Regions from separate parts of the Homo sapiens genome. Here region 2 is linked to region 1. A link is a loop called in an ENCODE intact Hi-C map of the cell type or tissue named here. Cell type or tissue: OCI-LY7. All regions are shown on one strand. Each heading gives the region's core, and the rest is flanking DNA. Links, peaks and the distances in the headings are about the cores only.

The links. Peaks named below come from ENCODE experiments on the same cell type or tissue, not always from the same donor. Only the 100,000 strongest peaks of a DNase experiment are listed, where the experiment ranks them.
Region 2: a loop joins it to region 1, with 2.9 times the contacts of the local background. A loop is called at or near these places in 8 of 110 quality-filtered maps.

The regions. Positions count from the first base shown.
Region 1 is chr11:26,644,584-26,655,239 of GRCh38, forward strand. It overlaps ANO3 (anoctamin 3), which reads left to right. Exons shown (of 27, transcript NM_031418.4): 24 at 3,126-3,273. Among named protein-coding and RNA genes, the nearest start is that of SLC5A12, 72 kb to the right of the region's middle. In OCI-LY7, for the core only: CTCF peaks have their summits at 5,400 (motif pointing left) and 5,605; a DNase peak (open chromatin) is centred at 5,388.
Region 2 is chr11:26,518,462-26,529,117 of GRCh38, forward strand. ANO3 (anoctamin 3) reads left to right here. Exons shown (of 27, transcript NM_031418.4): 7 at 7,174-7,218. Among named protein-coding and RNA genes, the nearest start is that of MUC15, 48 kb to the right of the region's middle. RefSeq lists enhancers at 4,553-5,112, 5,113-5,672. In OCI-LY7, for the core only: CTCF peaks have their summits at 4,623 (motif pointing right) and 4,827; a DNase peak (open chromatin) is centred at 4,630.

The DNA of each region.
Region 1 (10,656 bases), core at 945-8,944:
TTCTCTATTTCTGCAACAACTCCAAATATAAAAAGGATTTTTGGATTGTTGTTCTATCCTTGAGAATCTGAAGAGGAAAAAATTTGTTGTTCTATTTACTAGCATTTTTCTAACCGTGAGATTAAGTATATTTGTATTCCTTCTTTGCTAATTGTGTTTATGTTCTTTGGTCATTTGGTGGCCATTGAATCTGATTTGGTAATCTGGCCCTATATTTATTGGGAATACTAATCACACACACACACACACACACACACACACACACATACCATATATACATACTATAACTGTGTGTATAAATATATGTGTGTGTACATATATATATAAACAGAGATGCTGGTTTTCAATTTATTCACTTTATTTTGGATAAGGTTTTAAATTTTATATATAATCCAATTGACATATATCTCTCATAGTTATTATTTTTGACATTCTTAAAAAGGTACTTTAGAACTAATGATTTTTCACCTGTTGTATTTATTGTTGTTTCATTATTTAGATATGTCTGTTCTGTTTTGTGTATTTGCTTGTTGTTTGCTGTCATTTTATTATTTCATTTAAATTGTTGATGCATTTAATTGTTGTTCATTTAAATTGTTGATTTATCTGGAATATGTTGTTGATAAAATTGAGGTCCAGGATTTTTTTCCCCAATGCTTAATCAATTTTTCCAAAACCATTTATTAAATAATTCAATTTTTGAACTTATTTTGTTTCTATTATTTTATACTACATTCTCTATAAATTTAATTATATTTATATAATCCACTTTTCCCATTGAGCTACTTATTACATATACTGCTTTAATAAACTATAGTTTTTAAATAAAAACTCCAACTATATTGGAAAGCAGCTCCACATGTCTTTTTTTGGGAGGGGAGATTTTCTGGCTAATACTGCAAGGTTATCCTTTTAATTAATTTTACCCATTTATATATTATACTGTCATCAAAGTTTATTTAAAATATACTTATCTGTAAAGACTGAATACAATGCAATTTGAGTTCCCATATTTTAAGCAACTAAAATTATTGCTGTCCTTTAAATTTGGTGATGTTATTGATTTCATTATTTAAACAATATAGACACAGAAGGGGAACAACACACACTGGGGCCTTTTTGGGGGGCAGAGGGAGGGAGAGCATCAGGAAAAATAGCTAATGCATGCTGGGTTTAATACTTAGATAATGGGTTGATAGATGCAGCAAATCACCATGGCACACGTTTACCTCTATAACAAAACTGCACATCCTGCACATATACCCCAGAACCTAAAATTAAATAAAAATAATATAAGCACATTAAAGAAAATCTAGAAAATAAATTTTAAAAAACTTCCATTTCAGCTTTAGTGAGCATTTACTATACCTTCCCATAGATAGGTAAGTGTTTTCTAAACTACTGGATTTTACTTTGCTCAAGCCAGACAACACGAAAGTGTATAAAGAAAACAGTTAGTAATCTTTCACCTTTATATTTCTCTTCTACCTCAGGGAATCAGTGCTATCAATTTGGCATTTATCCTTTGCCATTGTTTTTCTTGCTCATAGAAATATACAAAAAATATATTTGTACACATATGTAGAATTCTGCATTGTTTTTTCTTCATGAACATTCTCCAGCTCAAAACATATTCATCTAATTTATTTTAATAGAATAGTAATATTCATAATACTGATACACCATAAATTTTATAACCATTTACTTATTTCCCACTATAAGCAGGAATAAACATACAGTCATAGCTATAAATATAAATATGTACATAGTTATTACATATGTAGTACATATCATATATATGTGTTTGCATAGTGTATCTGTAGTATAGATCCCAATAAGTAGGATTAAAATGTTTGCATATTTTAATTTAAGATGTATCAGATTAATTACCAAAAATGTTGTAACAAGTCACACTTCCAGTCACACTGTAAAGGAGTTTCTGTTTCCACAATCCCTAAATAGCATTAGATTTTGTAAGACTTTCAAATCTTTGTCAATCTATTGGATTTTTTTAAATCTTATTTTTGAGTGCCATTTCTCTGAATACTAGTGATTTAAACTTCTTTTTATCAGTTACTTTAATTCAGAAAGCAAATTGCTCATTTTATTGTCTATTTTTCTCTAGGTTTATCTTATTAACATCTTAGGATCTTTTTGTATACTAGGCATGTTAACCCTTTGTCGGTTTTTGTAAACCAAATAGTTTCTCCCAAAATATTTTCTTTTGCCTAAATATTGTGACTTTTGTACAAATAAATGTTTAATTTTAATGTACTCAAATATGATTTTTATCGGTTTCTTGTCTTATGATCTCCTCATCAAGTAAACTTTAACATGTTTTTAAATTATTATTTTTAATTACAAATCAATGTAGTACTTCATAAAAATTTTGAAATGCCAAGTGTGGGAGGAAAGAAAGTTGGCATGCTACATAATCACCTTTAGTGCTGTAGAGCATTTTTTCCAGGATATTTTTTTCTCATACATATTTTTAAAACTAAGTTTAATCCCACTGAAAACATTAGTTTTGACTATAATGAATAGTATACTAGTTCTATATACTATACATCTTCAAAAGTTTTTTGTGTGTATGTATTTTCATGATGCCAGATTGACCTCCTAGGAAGTAAAAAATGTCTACTAGAACTTTTCAGTTCTTACCACCAGACTAGTTTTGCTTTTTTTGTATTTTTACTTTAAAAAGACATTTGACAAAGATAAAGACAAACCCCAGAGTGAATGCAGATATTTCACAGTGTGCATAACCATGAAGAACTTGAAGATTCTTATGTACTATTTTTATTGCCTCAGCAAGTTCTGTAAATTAGACTTTGAAATATCTTGTGCACCTGTGCACCTGTGCCATGTCTCATTGTTGCAGACATGAACCTAGTCCTAATGGCATTTCAATTTTTGAATCTTTCTAGACGAGATATATCTTCTCTTTGTGGAAAAAGTGTATTCGATAGCTATAATGTCTGTATTGAGATAGTATAATAAGAAAGCACATAGTGGACAGAGCTGTGGTTCCAACATAAGTAAAACATTATTTCCAAAATAAGATTAATTACAGGGTTTTCATATTCTTCATTTTTGTTCACCATGATTAATCTTTCTCTTACCAGGTATCTGGCTTGGAATTCTCGAAGGAATCGGTATATTGGCTGTGATCACCAATGCATTTGTAATTGCTATTACTTCTGATTACATCCCACGTTTTGTTTATGAATACAAATATGGCCCCTGTGCAAATCATGTAGAACCAAGTGAAAAGTAAGGTTTAAATTTAAACATTTTCCTGATATGTTTTACATTTGTAATTAAAATAGGATCTTACTGGGAAGTTTTGTTCTGTGACCATTAAGGGTGGTGTTTCTAAGCATTGCATTTATAATGTGTTTATTAGGTGAAATCAAGCAAGGTAAAAAGGACAACAGTGTTATTATAGCAAATAATCTTAGAGTCCGTCTACTGTTTTTACTTGGAAATGCATCACAAGTATCAAAATATTAAAAATATATTTAGAAGTTACATTCTGTAAATAGAAGTTATCTTAGAATAACTTCTTACCATCTAGATGGTAAGAAGAATGCAATCTTCTTACCGTATAGATGGGGAAATTGCAACCTATACTGGCTAATCAAACTGCTGAATGGAGCAGTGCTAGTTTGTGGGAAGAAGCAGAACTTGAAGGAACTGTCAGCTCTGTGACTGGAGATTTTCAAAAGGAATTTACAACTAGGGGTTTTAAGGACGCAAAAAATCCTGTCTCCCATGTATTTTCTTTTAAAATTTAAGTCCACTCTTTGCAACATAGTTTCTCAGCCTCTGCACTATTGACGTTTTAGATCAGGTAATTCTGTCTTTTCATGGAGGGCAGAGGGCTGTCTTGTACATTGCAGGATGTTTAGCAGCACCCTTGGTCACCACCCGGTAGATACCAATAGTAACCTCACTATTCCCCAAGTTGTGGCAACCATAATTATCTCTGGGCATTGCCAGATGTCCTCTGGGGGACAAAATGACCCAGTTTAGAACCACTGCTTTAGGTGATACAGGTTTTCTCAGCTCTTTCCTTACTTAAATAAGGTATTGGGGGAAAAATGTAAGAGGGCATTGGATTTGAGGAACGGAGAGGAGTTGGAGGCACATGAAACAGAGCTGTAGCTGGAGATCAGCCTTAGGTGTGGAAGAAGCGACAGGAGAAGCTGCTTCTCCTGCTTCCTTCAGGAGTAGCTTTGGGTGTGCAGCTGATCCGGATGCAGGGCATGTGCCACAACAGGATGAGCCCTGGAATAGGAGGAAATGCACTGTTAACTCTGCTGAGGAACTGACGTTTTCTCAGATCAATGAAATACCTTTCTGGATATAAATGTCTCAGTTGTTTCAGATAGGTGATAAAGGGATGGATATTTCCTTTATGTATTGCATATCGTGGGGTCTTGTCAAAGGATTTTAACTTGAAGCCGGACATTTTAGGTTCGAGTTGTAACTTTGCCTTTTTTTAAAATTTTATAATAAATTGTCTACTTTATTTTAGAGATAATTGAAAATACAGAAGAATAAAAGGCCATAAAAACCCTAGCAAAAACAAAACGAGACTATAATTCCATTCCAGAAATACATATTACTAATATTTTGAACCCATCTTTTCAGATGTATTCTATTCATGTACACATTTTAAAGGTATATAACAGTAGAATCTGACTTTTTTGATAATCTGTTCTTAATTATTTCTGCCCTTAACAATATAGAATGAGTAAATATTAAACTTCTGTAGTTTTAAACTTAGACATGCTTATCCTGTATTCTGCTTTTTAGTAAAAGGCATGTCATTAATCTGGACCTAGTTGGTTCATAATAAGAAATGTTCGGCCGGGCGCGGTGGCTCACGCCTGTAATCCCAGCACTTTGGGAGGCCTAGGTGGGCAGATCGCAAGGTCAGGAATTCCAGACCAGGCTGGCCAACATGGTGAAACCCCCTCACTACTAAAAATACAAAAATTAGCTGGGCGTGGTGGCGGGCGCCTGTAATCCCAGCTACTCGGGTGGCTGAGGTAGGAGAATCGTTTGAACCCGAGAGGCGGAGGTTGCAGTGAGCCAAGACCGCGCCATTGCACTCCAGCCTGGACGACAGGGCAAAATTTCGTCTCAAAAAAAAAATATATATTCATAGCCCTTATGATTAAGAAGTGGTGTCTGAAATAAGATCTTATGAACTCTAAAGCACAATTTAAGTGTAAGAGGGATTTCGTATTAGTAGTTTTAAAAACCCTGTTTTTTCTTAGTTCAAAATAATCTAGAAGCAGATGTTAAGGATTTAAAATATACAGGCTTGTTAGGGAGCCCTCTTCCATAGCATTATTTGCCAGTGTCTTCACTGCCACCTAGTGGCAGGTGAAAATGAGATTGACTGGGTATCTAGCACTCTGCGTTTATGTAGATAGCGCCTGCCTTTCGTGTAGATAGCGCCCGACATCTCCATATTCATCGGTTAGGAATATAGACTAATTTCAAGCAAAGATGTGGAGGGCTTATGTTACAGTGACACCACACATTCAGAGGAGCACCCTGTTTATTTTCCATGTATGCTTAGCAGCTAAATTGGCATAGATTCATTCAGATTGGAAATTTTCGGAGCAAGGTGGCGGAAGAAGATGACAGTGGGAGGGGAGGATATTGGCAAAAGAGTAGGTGAAATGATAAATTATTTGTTCTAGTATGGACAACGAATGGAGTGAAGCCAGCATAGCTCTGTAATTAAGAATTCAAGGTTTAGAATCAGATAGATGCGTGTTTGAATCTAGGTTCCGAGGGCAGTCCTTCTTAACATGTGGTCTGCAGATCTCCTTCAGGGGTCCATGAAGTCGATGCGATTTTTATACTGAAATTAAGATATCATTTGCCCTTTTCATATATTGACATTTTCCCTAGTGATCCAAAAATATTGGTGAATAAAGTTTCTGGTAGTTTTGCATAACTAAAGGCAGTGGCACCAAACAGTATTGCTAGTGATTGTATTCCTCACCATAATTTGGCCAACATAAAAAATTTCAGTAAGAAGTTCAGTGTGTCCTCAGTGAAGCAGCAATAATTATTGATTTAATAAAATCTCCACTATTGAATAGATGCCTTTTAAATATTCTATGTGACAAAATAGGAAGTGTGCATAAACCACTTTCTGCTGAATGCCAAAGCGTAATGGTCGTCTCAAAGAAAAAAAATACTCATGTGATCGTTGGAGTTACAAACTGAGCAAACTTTTTTCCAACATGAAATAATGATTGCCAGACAAACTATGATTATTCAGACTTGGATACTTAGCAGTCTTTTACAGAATGCTCACTACTAGCTTGTCATTTTAAAGAAAATAATTGCTATATTTATTGCCATTGAAAAAGTTCAAGCACTGAAGTGAAAGTTAAGAATTTTGGATAACTTTTGTTTACCACTTTGAGCCTAAAAGCTTCCCAATTTTTTTTCTGATAAAAATAAATGGTGATATTAACAATTGTGAGTTTTTTCATGATCTATAGTAAAAAATATGTCAATATTTGGAAGAGCTGCATGGTTCCAGGAACTAATTTTCCAAATAACCCATATTTGATGTTATAAAATCATGAATGAATAAAAGATGAATTTAAAATGCAAGTTAGACTTAGGGATTTTAATGTAACAGAATGAAAACGTCATTGATATGGTTTAAAATTCCGCATTGCAACTAAACCTTAGAAAGTATCACATGTAGAGCTTTGACGGAATGTCAATGAAAAATATCCACAATTGTTTCAAATACTATTAAAATAGTCAATACATGAGACCAGATTTTCTACTTATTCTTCAACCAAAACAACATATTGCAACAGATTTTATATAGAACCAGATATGAGAACCTAGCCGTCTTCTGTTAAAACAGGCATTAAAGGGATTTGCAAACATTTAAAGTAATGTCATTCTCACTATGTTTTTCTTTTGGAAAATATAGGTATTTTTCTTTAAGAAACGGGTCATTTATATTAATTTACCTTAATATAAATTATTTTTGTTTTTAAATGAAGTAATAGACGTTTTCTAAATTTCTCAGCTTTAATTTCAAATATCTTAAAATATCAATAGATACACCTCTGTGAAAAAAAGAAAAAAGCTTCTTCAGATCCTCAATAATTTTTCTAAATGCAAAGGGGTTCTGAGGGCAAACGTTTTTGGAATTATAGGCCTACAGGAAGTTACTTAGTCCCTTTAAACTTCAATTCTTTAGTCATTATGATGGAGATAAAATATATATGTTTTAAGGTTGTTGTAAAAATTAATTTTAACAATTCTTTGAACTCACCTGGATCTCTAAAGCATTGGTCATAATAACTCATTCTTGCCCCTCCCCTTTCCTTTGATGTCCTCTTTTCCATCCTTAACCATCTTACAAACCAGTTGCCCAATCACCGTAACCACTTCCTTGGATACGCAGGTCCTTTCCCCCATTCACTTTGTTACGGAATTGCAGAATCACATCGTTGGTTCTCCAGACTCTTTGTCTACTCTGCACTGCACTCATGCAGCTGCATGCAAATGAAGGAAAATGAACAACCACACTGACTAGTTTCACTTTAAATTTGTATCACATACTTTGTGTGGACCTGACAAACGTATTTTATTTTTCTAGTCCATTTGCCCGTCTACTTTTTTAGAGAAGTTTGTCATAGCTTCTCCTTGCTCCTCAAGCCTTCTGAACCTCCTTTTTTATTCTCACTCTGACCTGATCTTGCTTCCTACTTAAGAAAAATTGAATCAATTAGAAAAGATCTTCCACAGACGTCTATTATCACATCTTCCTACCTACAGTATGTGTCCCATGTAGCCTGCCTCCTCCAAGTTCCTAGAAATAGAACCATCTGTGCTCCCATACTGAAGGCAAAATTCCTCCACTTGTGCCCTGGATCTCTTCTTCTTTCCCTATCTGAAACCATCATTCTAGTAATTCACCCCTTTTTCTCATACATTATGTATTTTGCCTCTATTTACATTTTCACATTAACATTGAAACATGCTTTTATTGTTCTAGTCAATAGATAAAGTCCTCCCTTGTCCTGGCTGCCTTCCAGTTACATCTTTATGTCTTTGCTCCCATTTATAACAGAAACTACATCCAAAGAGTTTTCTGTTCCTATGTTCTCCAATTCCCCTTCTCTTCTTCCCTTTTAAACTCTCTTCGATAATGTGTATGCCCCATGGCTCCGTTGAGATGTCATGATGACTTTCACATTGTCAAACCCACTGGTCAACTCCAGTTCTCACATCATTTGGCTTCTCAGCAGCATTTGATAATTGAGCATTCCCTTCTTAATGTACTTTATTCACTTGACTTTCAGAAAGACACATAATTTCTGTTTTCCTGCTACCCCACCAGCCACACCTGCCAAGTCATGTCTGCTAGTTCTCCTCATCTCTCAGCTTTAGTTTTGGAGTTCCCCAAGGGCTCAATCTATGGACTTATTATCTTCTGTATTTCTATTTATTTCCTTGACCATCTAATTCAGTTTCATGGATCGATCTACGCTCATACCTGAATTCTAGCCTTGAATATTCCACTGTCTGCTTGGCATCTCCTCTTACCTGTCTAATAAACATCTAAAACTTGCCATGCCCAAATTTAAAGTCCGAATTTCATCCAATCCTGCTTAACCTTCAGTCTTGCCCATATCAATTAACAGCAATTTCATATTTATAGTGGCTCAGGCCATGATCCTTGGCAATCAGCCTTGAATACTTTTTTTTTCCACGCCCCACACAACCCACTGGAAAACATGTTGACCCTGCTTTCTAAACATCCCCTTTTCATACCACTTCCACTGCCACCACCTAGCTCAAGACACTATCATCTCTCACCTGGATCCTTGAATAATCTTACTTAAAACTTAAGTTCATTCATGTAATTCATGTGCTCAAAACTCAGTAGTGTCTTCTTATTTCACTCTAAGAGCCAAAATCCTCCTTAAATTCATACAAAGGGAGCTTCTTCTCTGAGCTCGTTTTCCGGCACTATTTCCCTCCCTCCCTTTGTTTCCACCACCACCGCCCTCTCACAGTCCCCAGTACGTGCCAAGGTCTCTGCTTTTTCTGCTTGAAACTGTCCATCCCCAGATACCCTCACGGCTGCCTCTTTCAACTCCTAATCTTTCCTCGTGTTATCTTCCTAAAAAAGTCTACCCTAAGGACTCTACGTGAAATTTTAAACCCCTAATTCCAATTTCCCTTAGCCTAATCTATTATGTTGTGAGGTGGTCAAAACTTTACATTACTTTCTTTAAGAACATCCAATTTCTCCAGCACCATTTCTTGAAAAGACAATTATTTCACCAAGGATTGCAGTGCCATTTGTGTCATAAATCAGGTGAATGTGTATTTGTGGATCAGTTTTTGAACTATCTCCTCTTCATTGGTCTATTGCCTTTCCTTGTATGAAGATCACAGTGTCTTAATTACTGTAACTTTACAGTAAGTCAATATTATGTGCTGTAATCTTCTGTACATTTTCTTCTTCAACATCGACGTTGCTAATATAGATTCTTTACATTTACATATAAACTTTAGATTCAATTTATCAGTTACCATTTTTTAAAAATTTGAGAGAATTGACATTTTAACAACCAATCTTGAAACATGCTGACTCCATTTATTTAAGCGTTCGTTGAATTCTCTGAGACATGTGGTTTGGTTGTTTGTTTTTAGATCCCAGTGTAGAGGTCCTATATGGCATTTTTAGATTTATGCCCAGATATTTGGTATTTGTAATGTCACTATAAATAGTATTTATTTAAATTTTATTTTCTTTTGTTTGCTGCTAGTATATAGAAATATTTTTCTATATTGACCTTGTATCTATCTAGTGACCTTGATAAATTCACTCATTAATTCAAATGGTTTTTAGATTATTTTATATTTCCTATGTATATAACTATACCATATGTGAATAAAGTCATATTTATATATTGTTTCTTTATGTTAATTCCAGTTATGTCTTTTTCTTCTACTTGTGTAGGCAATGTTGAATAGAAATAGTTACAAGGGAAACGTTTGTCTTCTCCCTGGCTTCAGGAGAAAGTGTTCAACATATGAAGCATTTCACTGTTAAATATGATATTAGCTATATGTATTTATGTAGATATTCTTCATCACATTAAGATCCTACCAGATTTTTGGTTTGTTGAATAGAGTTTATTATGTCTCCAGTTGAATTTTATAAAACATTTGTTTATTTATTAATATGATCATATGATTTTCTTTTTGTTCTGTTAATGTAGTGAGTTCCACTGAGCGATTTTATATGATAGAAAAAACCTTGTATTGCGAGAATTAGCTCCACTTGGTCATGAGATTCATTTGTGGTCTATAGAAAATTTAAACTTATCTTTCTGCCCCCACTGCCTCAAAAGTTTGAGAGGCTGTGTGTTAGTGGCAGGCCCCCTCCTTCTTGCAGGAGGATTTGTAGAAGGCCTTTTTCTCTTAAGTGCTGTGACACTCTAGAAGATTTCATTCTGCCTTTTGAAAATCAAATCACTCCCACCCCCAGCTTTCCAGGCTGCCCAAGAACTTAGCAAATATCTCATGAGAAAACATCCAGGCATTTGGGGCTTCTGTACCTTCCCATCTGTCACATCA
Region 2 (10,656 bases), core at 1,041-9,040, 130 kb before region 1:
TAATCACCTTTGTTTTTTCATAGTGGGAGTCAAACTTCGTAAAAATATTCTGAAATTCAATTTGAAAACATTTTCTGTGAGCCTTACAACTTTTCAGACTCCACTTTCTATCTTATGATTATAGTTGAAACATGTATAAAAATATTCACTGAAGTATAATTTATAATTGTGAAAAATAAAATATTTAATATGTTATTAGCGGATATAAGCAAATTAGAATACAACTTTGCAATGAAATATAGTTTATAAAATGAATGGGTACAAAGATTTCTTAGTGATTTTGGGGGAATATTAAATATAAAATTTTAAATAAAATATATAGCATATACAATTATTCATACAAGGTGATTTCATCATGTAAAATATATAGCAATGCAATTAGAAGGAAATATAATAAGAGATGAAAAAGGATTGCTTCTGATGAGTGGGATTGTGGTTCTCAGTTATTTTCTTTATACTCTTACAAAAGTATATATTTTCCACAAGTTCTAATTTGACTGCATTAATGTAAACACAGGATGCAAAAGAATGACACAAGAAAATGACCTGTTTTCTAATATCAGGACAAAATTGCTAAAGAAAAAATCTAATAAATTAATCCTAATTTCAGGATCCTTCATCCTGCCCCATCCTATGAATTCATCATTGTTTCTAAGCATCATAACTGAATTTATGTACAAACTAATTTCCTTGTAGATTAAAGAGGAGGAAGCCCTTAGCAACTATCATAAGCATGTCATTTCAGTACATATCAGTATAAAGTTCAGTTCAGGCTGAATGAATATGGTATAAAATATGCTCAAAGAGAGAGCATGTCTTCCACCTGCCTCCTCTAGACTTCATACAAAACAGATATTTGCCATGATTCCAGAAGATTGGTTCCATTTTTTTATTTCCGTTGTTGGCATTATTTTACTTAGATCTGGCACAGCCACCTATTATTAAGATGTGATTATACTTTCATTTAATAGAATAGTGAATTATAAATACAACCTCAGTGTCTTGATTGGTTTGGGATAGTAGAACAAATTACCACATACTGGATGTCTTAAGCAACAAACATTTACTTGTCACAGTTCTGGACGCTGGAAGTCTGAGATCAAAGTGGCAGCATGGTTGGGCTCTGGTGAGGGCCCTCTTTTGGGTTGTATCCTCACATGGTAGAAGGAGGGCTAGCTAGCTCTCTGCTCTCTCCTCCAATTCATGAGGATTCCACTCTTATGACCTAAATACTTCCCAAAGGCCCCACCTCCAAGAACCATTAAGTATTGGAATTTCAACATGTGAATTTTCGGGAAACACAACTGCTTTGTCTATTGCAATTGGTAACAAATGTTTGCCTTACCCCTAATATTTGACTTTCATAGTTTCAAAAATAGCTTTTCTTTCTTTAACACATGTTCATTCTGCAGTACTCTATCCAGGAAAAGTCTTATAGAGACAATGGGAACACAATTCTATGGTGTAATACTTATCATATTGCTCTTTCCACCATCTCAGTTGGATTTTACTAATTTAAAAAAAAATGGAAGTCAGAGCACGTTTGGCCTCTTCTCTTTTTCCTTATTTCTGCCTTTTCAAATAAACTTCAAGGAACTCTTAGTGATGGAATAATTGTTGTTCCCTTAACTTAGATTTAAAAAATCTTTATCACAATTAATTTCTTTGTTTCTCTTCCTAAGAAGTACATTAAAAACATTCTCTTGCTGGATTGTAAGTGACCTTCCTTTGTATGAATTAGAGCTTAGGTCTTTGGGCTGTGTGCCACAAGTGTTGCTCTGTCCCAAGGGAGATTTTGAAGAGGATGTTTTCTTGACTCAGATCATTTTTAAAAAAACTATATTCATTTTTTAATTACCTGGTAGGAATGCATGTAAAAGAAGAGTTCTACTATATCCAAGGAAAAAATGAAAAAGGGGGGGAAAACATGGAACATGTGCAGTTACTATCCCTTTTAATTGGTGTTTTGCCTGAAGTTTCTTCTTTATAATGTTTTTCAAAAAAATATGATTATTGCATTGTGATCGTGGAAAGTCTTAGAAAATACCGTGGAAATTCTCATGATTTACCAATAAAAATATTTTAAAATATGCAGCATTTTCCAAAGTGTGTCAAAGTATTAGTAGTTCAACAGGATCTTAAAAGAAGAATATACTGTGACCAAATTTGTTTCTGAACTTCTGAGTTAATAAATAAGAATATTTACTGAAAATATTTTTAGAGAAGTGGCTCTCAGTCTTTAGAGCACCTTAAAATGACCTGGGAAGTAATAAAAATGAAGATTTCTGGAACCTGCTCCCAGAGATTCTGGCATATTAGCTTTGGAATGGGATTGGGTATATAAATTTTTAGCAAGCATTCCAAATGTTTGTGATGTCCATGGTAAGGAAATCTTGTCTTGGATATTTTAATATTTTAATAGTCTTTATATATTTTATAAATTTCAAGAGGCAGTTATAAATTGTATAGCCTTTTCCTAATTTCCATGTAATACTGGTGTTCTTGAGAAAAGAGTTTGAGAACTGCTTGGAGTTCTTTTGGAAGATCTTCCCAGACCAGTTTAAATAATGGATGTAACATTAACTCCTTAGGAACTACTTGTCATTTATTTACAATGTACACTGGAAATTTGGGATAGCAGCCAACTCATAATAAAGGAATGCTATTCAAGCATAAACTAAGTGGCAAATTATTTTCGTGATGGCCAATCTAGTCTCCAATTGACAATTGTTAGCATATTCAAGAACAAATACTGCCTTAAAATTAAATTATATAAAATAATAACCTAAATAGGAAACATATGTATCTCTTTTTAGGATAATATTTTTTAAAAATTTATGCATTCAAAATTTTACTCATACAGAGCAGTTCCATATTTATTCAACTTTGAAACCTACCTGTCATATTTAACGAAGTTACAAGATTTGTTAGCTATAATCTTTCTGCAAGTTCTTTTCTTCCTCCTTCTGTCATAAACATGAATCTTGAGCATTTTATCTAAATTTTCTGCTTGGATGTATGTGTAAAATTTTAATTTGCCTACATTTTTCTAGCCACTACTTTCTTGACTTTTCTTTAAAGTAAATATGACCTACATGTTGGACTTGATGTTTCAAGTCTAACCAGGACAATTTCAAAGGTTTATAATAGTCTACATTTTCTAGTTTTTGTCATATCAGGAAGGACTCAGCCTGTGTCTTCTGCATTCCAGACATGTCAGATCATTTTAGCATTTTTCTTGCGATCCAAAGCTGATTCCTATTCATGCTTACCTCTCACACATAAGAGAGTTCAGCACATTTTAAGACAATTCAGTCATCCTGCGGCTTCTCAGATGGAGTACCCAGATAGGGCCAACCTCACATTTTTTGTCAAGCTCTTTCTCCCACAAATATTTTAAACAAAGCAAATTTGGGGCTATATTTGTAAAACATTAAGAGCGGCCGGGCGCGGTGGCTCACGCCTGTAATCCCAGCACTTTGGGAGGCCGAAGCGGGTGGATCAAGAGGTCAGGAGATGGAGACCATCCTGGCTAACACGGTGAAACTCCGTCTCTACTAAATATACAAAAAATTAGCCGGGGGTAGTGGCGGGCGCCTGTAGTCCCAGCTACTCGGGAGGCTGAGGCAAGAGAATGGCGTGAACCCGGGAGGCTGAGCTTGCAGTGAGCCGAGATCGCGCCACTGCACTCCAGCCTGGGCGACAGAGCGAGACTCCATCTCAAAACAAACAAACAGCAACAACAACAACAACAAAAAAAAAACATTAAGAGCAATCATTTTTATCATAATTGGGGTTAAACTTAGATCACTTTTTATGCAAAAATAATATGAAATATAAAATCTAAAGGGAGGCCAATCTATAAAATAGGAGCATGGGGGTCAGGATTTCACTCATTTAACTGTCCTCCTCACTTAGTCCCACAGGCATCTCCACATGTAGCCATTGACTGTGTTGGACTCTGGCTGGAAACAGTGGTTGAGACAATCATTTACTTATAATATGAAGTGATTGTTGTAATAGGTAGATAGATGACTGCAGCCTTGACACAAGGTATAAAATAGCAGAACCTTTCAAATGAAAAATTAAGGGAAAAATAAAGCACCGTACATGAACAGTAGGCAGTTACTAAATTACAGGATGGAAGATTATAGGTAGAAAAGGATTTGGCCCTGCACGTTCATTTATACAGAAGAATTAAGGAGAATTACAGGTTGTTGTTTGCTTCCTGGATCAAAGATATGCAGTATATTGAAAATATAAAAACAAAATTTCCCCCACCCAGAAAACCTCTCCACAAAGATAGAAAAGGAAGAAAACCATTTCGTTATTGAATAAATATTAAACTAGAATGTGATGCATATCATAGTCAATTCACTAAAATTTATAAAGACAGAGGGAAATCTCATTTTTTTTAATATAGCCAAACAAATACAACCTATTGTAAGCGTGTTCTCAAAATAAACAATAAGTAGCCCTATGTTAGTCCGTTTTCATACTGCCATAAAGAACTTCCATGAGACTCGGTAATTTATAAACGGAAATGGTTTAATTGACTCACAATTCTGCATGGCTGGAAAGGCCTTGGAAAGCTTAACAATCATGGTGGAAGGGGAAGCAAGCACCTTTTCCACAAGGTGGCAGTAGAGAAGAAATGAAGAAGGAACTTCCAAACACTTATAAAACCCTCAGATCTCGTGAGAACTCACTCACTATCATGAGAACAGCTTGGGGGAAACCGCTCCCATGATCCAATCACCTCCCTCCTCAACACCTGGGGATTACACTTCGAGATGAGATTTGGGTGGAAACACAAAGCCAAACCGTATCATCACTCATAGTTCATCATAGATTCACCTGGTAATTGGGCTGTTAATTAGCTTCATACGGAAGAGAAATAAAACCTCTCATATCTTTTTGACAGGAGGTAGTTCTGCAACTTGGCGCAAGGCATCCGCCAAAGTTAAGCTCCTACCTCTCACAGAAATGGACAGGGGACTGCTACCTCCCTTCATGTTTACATTTTAAAAAGACGGCTCCTAAATCCTGACAAAAGGCCCATCGCATTTTCTAAAGAATTCATATACATTTCAAAGAGAGGAGAAAGTACTTATAATGGCAAGTTTTCTTAAGTTAATGCTCTCAGAAGAGAAAGGGAGGAGAAGTCTCTTTCGTTTTCAACAGGGAGAATTAAGTCTATTATTTTTCATTTTTATTTGTTCTTACCATATAAGTGTTCTAAAAAGTATTTATATTCATTTTGTATGACTTTCTCCATTTTCTTTATTTCTCCAAAAGCATTTTCTCAAAGTTTTTTAATTGTTTAAGAGAAATATTCAGACTACCATCAATAAAGACAGAGAGTAGTGTTTAGTTCAAATGCCAACCAACCCTCTCCATATTATTTTATAATATTCCTAACCATATCCACTCCTGATAATTACAGTTGTAAACATTATCTCCTTTTAATGATGTCCCTGGATTTATTTGATGCTGGAAATTATTTTATACCAATTTCCATATTTGTAGCTTTTTTGAAAAAAATACTGTATTTAGTAAGTGTTTATGAAATGAAAAATACTCTCTGGCACTGAAAGAGTTAAATGCAACTGTGAATTAAACAAAGGCTCATTCATTTATTCATTGACCATCAGTGAAGAGGTATGTTACATCAGGGAAAATAGTGCAAGACAATATATGTACCGGTGGTTCTGAAGAAAAGATGAGTTTACAGTCCAGTAAGAATTGAGTGAAGTACGCACACAAGCTTTTGTGTATGTTTGAAAAAAATAGAGAAGTATTTAAAGTGTGAGTTTCGGATAGATATAACAAGTTTCAATGTTCCATATTTGAAGTTAGTGTTGGAATATGGCAGGGACAACTTTAAAATTATTTTCTGGCAATATGACTGCAGTGAAATATGGTATCTCCAAAAGTTTGCAGTGAAAGGGACTGCAATGAAATATGGTATCTCCAAAAGTTTTCAAGTTTTCTAAGCAGCTAATAACATACTTAGGGCTAAATATCAGTTGTCCTATTAACCCTGCTTTCTAGGTACCACAGCATAGAGGAGCTTACTGATCCTCTGAAATGAATTTTAGTGATGGGGATAAAGAGGTATTTCAGAAGAGCGAGAATATCAGATTCCTGAGCTCCAACATGAGCATGTAGAGAAAATTATTTAAGAGATGAATTAATTCTGTCACCTTAATTTTTAGTTTCTCTAAGAAATGCTATACCTCTACTTAAAACACTCAATATCTTCCCCTTGCTTTTCATCCAAAAACCTCAGCATTAGCTGTTAAGGCCCGTTATCATCTGTGCCTTGTTTACCATCCTCCACTCTTTTATCAGGATCCTCAACTTTTAGTGTATACTCCAGCTATTACCAAGTTGGTTGCAGTTATCTAAATCTTATAATACTTGGTTTTGTCCCAATGACGACCTCATATGCTGCTACTACCTTTGTCTAGAATGTCATGTGTAACCTCTTTACCCAAAAGACTACTCCCATTCATGCTTCAAGATTCAATACAGGTGACATATCCTCTGGGGCAACATCCCTGTGTCCTTTGTCCTCCACCTGTAAAAACTAATTGAGCTCCCTTTCCTGGGTATTTCCATTCTTGCATTTTCACATTTTATTTTAACTGATGACTTCTCACCTCAACTATCAAGGAAGCTTCTTGAGGGCACAAACTGACCCTACCTCTTTTTTCTCTAAAGTTTTAGTGGTTATAACACTCCTTAGCAAATCAGAAGTATTTATTACATACGTATTAAATGGATGTATAGATGGATGGACGGGAAAATGGAAGGAGGGATGGATGGATGGATGGCCTTATATAATATGTAAGAAAATAATTCAATTAGTATAAATTGAGTGGCAGAAGACAGACTTTCAATAAATAGAATTAAAAATAATTCTATTTTTTCAAAAGTGGTCTGTTGATTTATTAGAGTGTCTTTGTTATTAGTATCTTAGATTCTGAAATTAAAACAATGTAAGGTTGATATTCCTCATAGTATGCTGGGTTATTTCAAACATCTTAAGTTTCTTAAGCATACGGAACTTGGAGTATAGAAATGCTCAATATGATTGAATGTTGTCACTCACTCGTATCACTTTATTTTCCTGTGGCTTTCCTTAGCTGTTTTCTATTATTTTTTCAGGAAAAAATGCTATTACACTGACGGGAGGAGCAAATCAATGGGCAGGTTGGTGGGTGATGAATCATTTCTTTATAACAAATTTGTCGTTTTGAAAAAAATAAGAAGATATTTGATTCCCCATATCAGCAGTTGTAAATCATAGGAAGAAAAATTCTATTGATTTGTCGAAGATATTTCCAAAATAACTTATGCCAAATCGAATAACATTTAAAATCTGATAATCTTTTTGTTACAATTTATCATTGCCATTCTTGGAATCTTCCCATGTTATAATGTTATGGAAGGAGGACTTTAATCGCAAGTTCACATGTTATGATATTTTAATTTTAAAAATAGTTATAAGACCAGGATCAATGTTTAAATGATGACCCACAGTAACAGAACAATAAACCTGACAAAGACCTTCTGTATCATTCAGTCCAGTTCTCTCATTTGAAAGAAGTGGCAAAGATTAGTGTTCAGAGAGATGAGGTGCTTTACCAAGGCCATGTACCGTCTTTTGAATTGCAGACCCACTCTCATTCTAACCCCGGAAGGTACCGCTCTTATCCTAGTATTGAAAACGAACTTTTGAAGAGCTTTACCTCAAAACATTAGCTCTTTACCTATTGTGGTAAGAATAACTATGGAAAAGGAGTCAATCAAACCACTACCCTGAGACAGAAGAAACTCTTCCATCTGAATCTTTTTGTCACTATTTAACTGGAAGAAATCAGCTCCCATTTAATGAATGCTCAAAGAAAAAGCTTCTTACCCTTGGCCGTTTTCTGCACCTTGCCAAAGAACCAGTTAACAAAGATAAAGCATGTGAATGTGGTAGAGTATGCTCCATTAAATGATGTTGAAGGATGTATGTTACAAATCAGAATAACACAAAAGCTAGAACTGTATGGTGTGAATAACAGACCATCTTAGGAAATGATTCAATAAATCTAGTTTCTTTACCAAATAAAATTGAATGTAATTTCAAACTTTTAGAAATCAGAATGGGAAAATGTCCATCTGTTTTAAGCATTAATTTTAGGCGTGGCAGTATTGAGTGACAAGAAAAGTAAATTATGGAGAAAAAAACTTGAAATTAGAATGAATATTAAAGAAATTAGCACTGAAATAGCTTTTCCTCTTTAAATTAATGATGCTCTTCAACCGAGTCACATTTTTCTGTCAGGTTAACATATTTTAATTTGGAATGAGCTCTCATTTCCCATGTGGGTATTTGGTCCTGGTCTATGTAGCAAATTTCCAGTCATTTTTGCTAATAAAATTAGTCATTGGAATATTACAATTTGCAAGTTTACAACTGCAGGTTTTTCTTGTCTTTGCTCTGCATATGCCTGCTTATTGTTGGATGGCTGATAAAATCTCTTGATTTGCTTCAGTTTGCTACTATAGAATTAGTGAGACTTTGCTACTACATAATTAGTAGGTTTTCTGTTAAACAAGAATCTTTCCTTTGGAGACTTGGGAAAGTATATATTCTGTATATTAAAATTGGAACAAATGTCTGTTTATATATAAAGCTATCATGGCAAATGCGTATACTAAATCCTAACGAAACATTTTTAATAATGTAAAAAATGTTCTTTTCTCTGTTTTGGTCAAATGTAAAAGTAAACTAGAAAAATGAACACTATTATATGTCATTACTTGTTTTATCTTTTGTGTTTCTTATTTTCTGTGTAAGTTCATAAAATGAAAATTCAGTTATCATTTATTCCAAATGATTATTAAAATATCTTGAACCTTACTCTAGCCCACCCCTTTTCATTTTACTTATAATAAGTAAATCTCTTTATTCTATGTCTTTGTGGATTCATGTGGGAGAGGTAGGGAATAAATAGAAAAGAAGTCTATAAAATTATATAACATTAAACTGAAAAAAATTACAAAATTTGGAAACTCAATCTGTAGACAGTTTGAAAAGTGGAAAATTGAAATCAAACGTGGCCATTTAGTTTCACTTGTGCTTCTCTTTTCTTGAAGTGGGAAAGGTATTTTCCTCACATGCTTAGTTTTGACCGGTACATATTAGGGGATAAATAATGTACAGGCAGTTGTCCAGCTTTTGAGGATCATCCCTTCTCCAGCAGGTTGAAAGGATGTTGTTGGTTTTATTATCACTGCAATTTATTTTTTATTCAGAAAGCATTTTCACATTCAATTATTAAACCATCTTAAAAATGACTCTGCAAGGGAAGCAGAACAGAGAGTAGCCAGTTTTGCAGATAGGAAAACAAAAAAGACTCCCTTATCATCCCCACCCACACACCCCATGCCCTGCTTTCACAGCTGTTTTGGCAGAGTTTGTGCTTCAGTCAAGTTCCTTTGACCCTTTAATCCAGACTTATTTTCAATTTTCATAGAATTATCTTAGGTTTTCCTGGATTGTAGCAAATAAACCTAAAGCTCTATTTTTGCATTGTGCTGTGATATCTTGGATTTGCAAGACGTCCAACACAATAAAGGTTTAGTAGAGTGTAGATAATGTATTAGATTACACTGGTGGCATGGTGATGGTACTTTTAGTAGTATAAATCATATATCATTATAAACACGTATTGAGTACTTACTATGTTCTGTGCCCCGTGGTGTCAGACAATATTTATTTAATTCTCAAAATATTTCTTTTCAATTAAGAGAAGCAAAACTTAGTGAGGGCCCAAGAAATTAATAAGCTAGATCCTTGCATTGTGGTATTCAAATTTAGGCCAACCATATTTCACTATTAGACTCCATTTACCCCTTCCTTCACAGGAAGTGTATGTGAAAACCTAAAGTGATAATATTGTTTGTTTTCTGTTAACATCACAAATGATGGTCTGAAAACCCTTTTATTCTATTTCTTTTAAAACTATTTAAAATTCACATTTATACTTTGTTTATGATGTAGTCAGAGCAACTAGAGCCTTGGGTGCTGTAGCCTGTCAGCATTTTCTAAGTGTAATTAGAATGCTTCCTTTTATTTGATCCTGCTAGCCTCCTAATGAAGGAGAACAAATGGAATTACTCTCTGTCTTTAGAAATGAGAACCTGAAGCTCAAAGATTAGAAATGTTTAGCCCAATTTCAGTGACCAGCAAATTCAGCACTAGAACACTCATGTTCCAACTCCTACCCCATTGCTTTTTATCAACTATGCTAAATTTAAAAAGCTTGAGTAATTTCTGTGCAGTCTATTCAATGTTTTCTACATGTCTATACATCAACCTCTCCAATGAGGTGATATTTTATTATTTTAAAGGCTGTCTTTGTAATGAGAAGAAGCAAAGTAAACACCTCAAATACTATGTATTTATTATTTTAGGCTAGAAAAAAATGTTTTGGTTCTTCCAAAACCAAAAATGATTTGATAAGTAAGTGATAACCTTACTTGGCAAAGGAAAAATCCAGACTTTCACATACCAAGTCTTGCATTAGGATTTGATTATTATTTCAAATTATACATGGCAATTATAATTTCTATATTATATATATTATTAATAAT